Linked DNA regions of Homo sapiens: region 2 is linked to region 1. Evidence: read pairs that join two places in POLR2A ChIA-PET (ENCODE). Cell type or tissue: Panc1. All regions are shown on one strand. Each heading gives the region's core, and the rest is flanking DNA. Links, peaks and the distances in the headings are about the cores only.

Region 1 (2,913 bases), core at 235-2,734:
CTCATGACCTCGTGGTCCACCCACCTCAGCCTCCCAAAGTGCTGGGATTGGTGGCAGGCGCCTGTAGTCCCAGCTACTGCGGGGGCTGAGGCAGGAGAATCACTTGAACCCGGGAGGCGGAGGTTGCAGTGAGCTGAGATTGCGCCACTGCACTCCAGCCTGGTGACAGAGCGAGACTCCGTCTCAAAAAAAAAAAAAAAAAAAAAATAGATAGGATTGTTTCTGTTTTGAGCCTATTATGAACAATGCTGCCAAGAACATTCTTGCACCTAAATCCTGATACCCTTGTGCAAGAGCTTTTGTAAGGTGATGGCATCAGGGGGCTTCCCTTTAATCAGGGCTTAGTGCATTCACGCTTTTCCCCTGTCTCCTCTTCCAAAACCACCTCTCAGGAAAGGATTAGAAGTTCACTCATGTTAAGGTATAAATGGCTGAGAAGGATTAACATGTAGTCTCTCCCATATAACTGTGAGGTGGGGACAAAGGAATTAATTTCTAATTGTAGAATTTTAGTATCATGCCGGGCGCGGTGGCTCACGCCTATAATCTCGGCACTTTGGGAGGCCGAAGCGGGCGGATCACAAGGTCAGGAGATTGAGACCATCCTGGCTAACACAGTGAAACTCCGTCTCTACTAAAAATACAAAAAAATTAGCTTAGTGTGGTGGCGGGTGCCTGTAGTCCCAGCTACTTGGGAGGCTGAGGCAGGAGAATGGCGTGATCCCAGGAGGCGGAGCTTGCGGTGAGCCGAGATTGGCCACTGCACTCCAGCCTGGGCGACAGAGCAAGACTCCGTCTTAAAAAAAAAAAAAGAAAAAAAAAGAATTTTAGTATCAAGAGATTGGTGGAGAGAAATCCATTAAGTTAGCCCTAAAAAAAGCATCACATGGTTGTAATACCATGAACCAAGAAAATGAAAAAGAAAAAATCCATATAGACAACAACAACAAACCAGCCAAGGTGCTATACTCTACTTGAAAGGTCAAAACCCACATACAAGAAACGAAGTCCCGCTGGGCACAGTGGCTCATGCCTGTAATCCCAGCACTTTGGGAGGCTGAGGTGGGTATATCATCTGAGGTCAGGAGTTCGAGACCAGCCTGACCAACATGGTGATACCCCATCTCTACTAAATATACAAAATTAGCTGGGCGGGTGGTGCGTGCCTGTAATCCCAGCTACTTGAGAGGCTGAGGCAGGAGAATCGCTTGAACCTGGGAGGCAGAGGTTACAGTGAGCCAAGATCACACCATTGCACTCCAGCCTGGGCAATAAGAGCTAAACTTCGTCTCAAAAAAAAAAAAAAAAAAAAAAGAAGAAGGAGAAGAAATGAGGTCCTGTCTCCGAGGATCAGTTGGTAGTTAATGGCTAAGCTAACTGGTGATAGAGTGGTCAAAAGTAAGTCCTCAAGGCCAGATACCTGCACTTGAACCTCAGCTCCATCAGCTAGATGAGTCACGTTCTCCCAGCCGCAGTTCCTCTTCTGAGAAATCGACATAATGAGAGTACTGACCTCATCAGGCTGTTGTGAAAATAAAATAATGACTGAATCACATTTCACACAGCGCTTTCCGTTTAGTAAGTGCTCAAATAGTATTGGGCATCCTTCTTATTTGTGTTATTTGATGCTGAGTGTGAGCACTTTCTCTGTGTCAGGGTAAGCCAATGATCTGAGTAGGGCTTGATAATGCCATTGGAGAGTCTGACAAGATCAAAGTGTAAATGGGAGAGAAGAGGAAAAGAAGGAAAGAAATGAGAGCCACATATCTACTGGCAAAAGGAAAAGTGCAAAATTTCCAAGGGCAGGCTGCTGAAGGCCTGCCAGAGCGGGTAAGTGGAGAGGCTGGGCCAGAGAGGCAGAGGGGCTGCTCACCTAGATCAGGCCCAAGAAGCGGTTTGAGTGGGTCTCACTGTGTCAGGATAGAGAGGTCAGGTGTAGTCAATACATGAATAGGAAGGTGCAGGGCAAGAAGTAGGTCAGACAACAGCAAAGGTGTGCATGCCCACAGGATTGCTGTAGATCAACTGGAACTGAGGCCTGTGGCTTGTGATGCAGCTGTGGCTAACAGCTCCTATGCATGCTGATGGCTTCACGTCTCAAGCACCAGTGGAGTCTCTCAGCTTTTCTGCTTCAGAATTTTCTCCTCAGCTTGGAAGCTTGCTCAGTCCAACTTGCAGATACAGCCACAGAAGAAAGGGGCGGGAGCTGGGTAGTAGGGGAGTGGGAGAGTGCCAATGGAAGATGAAGGTTGCTGGATAAATGTCCCAACCTCTCACACTTCAGCAGGACAATTTTGGGTGGTTTCTATATGGTTCTTCAAAAGTGTGCAGGGAGATTGAGCCAATTGTCCACAGTGACAACCCAGCTCAGTAATGTATCTTTCATTGGCTTTCCGTCCTTCCTGTATCACTCTCCTCTCTCCCTCCCCGTCTTCCTTGGATATCTTCCCAAGTAAACTATTGTCACCCAAGTTCTTGTCTCAGGGTCTGCTTTAGGAGGCACCAAACCTAAGTTGTTTTATTACTAACACAAATCTGAAGCTGAGATTCCAAAAACTGAAACAAAAACTAACTTAAATAGAATGTAGTCTTGATGTGGGGGCTCACGCCTGTAATCCCAGCACTTTGTGAGGCCAAGGCGGATGGATCACTTGAGTCCAGGAGTTCAAGACCAGCCTGGGCAACATGGCGAAACCTCATCTCTATAAAAAAATAGAAAAATTAGCCAGGTGTGGTGGTGCAGGCCTGTAGTCCCAGCTACTTGGGAGGCTGAGGTGGGAGGATCGCTTGAGCCTAGGAGGGTGAGACTGCAGTAAGCCACCATCATGCCTCTGCACTCCAGCCTGGAAGACAGAGCAAGACACTGTCTCAAAAAAATAATTAATAATAAACTAAAAATAAATATAATAGAAT
Region 2 (2,913 bases), core at 293-2,792, 160 kb before region 1:
ACAGAGTTTCACCATGTTGGCCAGGCTGGTCTCAAACTCCTGACCTCAGGTGATCTACTCACCTCAGCCTCCCAAAGTGCTGGGATTATAGGCGTGAGCCACCACGCCTGGCCTAATTTGCTTTATTTTGTGTAATATGTCACCTGTGGGGAGGGAGACATTTTGATAAACCCTAGATACTCAACAAAGTTGAGATGATTGAGAATCCTTAATCTGTACTCCAAATATACGAAGTATTTTGTTAGAGCTGAAGGGCCTGGGAAATGGGAACTTTAGAATCAGATCTTGTCACTTAACCAGTAAACTATGACTTACATAAGAGATCCAGAGATGAAAGCTGGATCAGAAGACCCAAAACTGTTTGGTGCAAAGTACATAAAGTGCAAGTCAGGAAGCTTTACCTTAGAGGATAGATACGGCATTATTCATTAATACCGGAAGAAAATGGCAGAGAAAACGTTTATATACATACATATATATGAAAATATTTTATATATATATATACTTTTTTTTTGTGAGACGGAGTTTCGCTCTTGTTGCCCACGCTGGAGTGCAATGGTGCAATCTCAGCTCACTGCACCCTTCACCTCCCGGGTTCAAGTGATTCTCCTGCCTCAGGCTCCCGAGTAGCTGGGATTACAGGCTATTTAAAAAAAAATTTTTAAATAAACATAAAATTAAAATACATAGAATATATTTTATATGTAAATATACAGAGCAGGAAAATTAGCCAGCAGACAGCTGGCAATGTCTGGAGACGTTTTTGGTTATCACAACTGGTTGTGGGTGGAGGGGCGGGATGTGCTATTGACCTCTAGTGGATAGAGGCTGGGGATACTGCTAAACATCCTACCTTACACAGGACAGCGCCCACATCAAGCCCTAATTGTTTTTTTTTTTTTTTTTTGGTTATTGTTTTTTTTTTTTTAAGACAGATTCTTGCTCTGTCCTCCAGGCTGGAGCACAGTGGTGCGATCTTGACTCACTGCAGCCTCCGCCTCCCGGGTTCAAGTGATGTTCCTGCCTCAGCCTCCTGAGTAGCTGGGATTACAAGCATGCACCACCACAACTAACTAATTTTTGTATTTTAGTAGAGACGGGGGTTTCACCACGTTGGCCAGGCTGATCTCAAACTCCTAACCTCAAGTGATCCGCCAGCATTGGCCTCCCAAAGTGCTGGGATTACAGGTGTGAGGCACTGCTCCTGGCCCCTAAATGTAAACAGTGCTAAGATTAAGAAACCCTGACCTTGAGGAACTCCAGTTTTCCTTTACGGATGAGATCATAGGACACAGTCTGAGCTTTGCAGGAGGCCAGATACAAATCACCAAAACAAAAAGCACTTAATTGTTTTTGTTGGTTTCTCATTTAATGTCCATCCAGAAAAAAAGAGGGGGAAAAAAGTTGCTAGTAAAGCAACTGTGAAGTATGGATGCCATTATTCCATTCAACACTACCAAGTGATTTTTTGTTTTTGTTTTTGTTTTGAGACACAGTCTCACTCTGTCGCCCAGGCTGGAGTGCAGTGGCATGGTTTCGGCTCACTGCAACCTCTGCTTCCCGGTTTCAAGCAATTCTCCTGTCTCAACCTCCTGAGTAGCTGGGACTACTGGCGCATGCCACCATGCCTGGCTCATTTTTGTATTTTTAGTAGAGATGGGGTTTTACCATATTGGTCATGCTGGTCTCGAACTCCTGACCTTACATGATCCACCTGCCTCGGCCTCCCAAAGTGCTGAGATTACAGGCATGAGCCACTGCACCCAGCCACAAATGTTTTTTATCACAGGTTTCAATAATATTCAAACTCATGATAATGGCTTTGTTGCAGAATGATGGAAAAAAACCCTATACATTTAAAAAATTATTTTCCAGTAAAACAAATCCGGCTGGGTGAAGTGGCTCATGCCTGGAATCCCAGCACTTTGGGAGGCTGAGGCAGGTGGATCTCAGGCTGAGTTCAAGACCAGCCAGGGCAATATGGCAGAACCCCATCTCTACCAAAATAAAAAAAATAGCCAGGTATGGAGGCACACACGTGTAATCCCAACTACTCGGGAGGCTAAGGAGGAAGGATCACTTGAGCCCGGGAGGTGATGATTGCAGTGAACCGTGATTGTGCCACTGCACTCCAGCCGGGGTGACAGAGTGAGACCCTGTCTCAAAAAAAGATGGGGAGTCAGAAAAGAGGGAGGGAGAAACGGATATTTATGTTCTAAAGGGAAAATCATCAAAATGGAAAGAAGAAATTAGACTCAACAATAGGAGCAGAGTGGCAGAGAGCCTTTGAGTATGTGAGAGCCACCCTACAATTATTATTTTTTATTTTTAGAGACAGGGTCTTGCTTTGTCACCCAGGCTGGAGTGCAATGGCATGATCATAGCTCACTGTAACCTTGAGCTCCTGGACTCAAGTGGTCTTCCTACCTCAGCCTCCCAAGTACCTGGGACTATAGGCATGTGCCACCATACCTGGCTAATTTATTTATTATATTTATTTATTTTTTTTGAGACGAAGTCTTGCTCTGTTGCCCAAGCTGGAATGTAGTGGGGCGATGTCTGCTCACTGGAACCTTAGCTTCCCAGGTTCAAGTGGTTCTCCTGCCTCAGCCTCCTGAGTAGCTGGGATTACAGGCACCTGCCACCAAGCCCGGCTAATTTTTTTTTTTTTTTTTTTTTTTTTGAGACTGAGTCTTGCTGTGTCGCCCAGGCTGGAGTGCAGTGGCACGATCTCGGCTCGCTACAACCTCTGCCTCCCGGGTTCAAGAGATTCTCCTGCCTTAGCCTCCCCAGTAGCTGGGATTATAGGCACCCGCCATCATGCCCAGCTAATTTTTGTATTTTTGTAGAGGCGGGGTTTCACCATGTTGGCCAGGCTGGTCTTGAACTCCTGACCTCAGGTGATCCGCCTGC

The links. Peaks named below come from ENCODE experiments on the same cell type or tissue, not always from the same donor. Only the 100,000 strongest peaks of a DNase experiment are listed, where the experiment ranks them.
Region 2: POLR2A ChIA-PET joins it to region 1 with 5 read pairs; 2 of 35 experiments call an interaction of 5 or more read pairs at or near these places.

What each region holds. Positions count from the first base shown.
Region 1 is chr14:73,828,813-73,831,725 of GRCh38, reverse strand. It overlaps LINC02274 (long intergenic non-protein coding RNA 2274), which reads left to right and starts at 1,591. Exons shown (of 2, transcript NR_135238.1): 1 at 1,591-1,830. In Panc1, for the core only: no CTCF peak of the experiment used is centred there; a DNase peak (open chromatin) is centred at 1,539; H3K27ac peaks cover 1,989 bases.
Region 2 is chr14:73,989,603-73,992,515 of GRCh38, reverse strand. The region is part of intron 3 of ENTPD5 (ectonucleoside triphosphate diphosphohydrolase 5 (inactive)); the gene reads left to right. Among named protein-coding and RNA genes, the nearest start is that of ENTPD5, 28 kb to the left of the region's middle. RefSeq lists an enhancer at 1-174. In Panc1, for the core only: no CTCF peak of the experiment used is centred there; no DNase peak of the experiment used is centred there.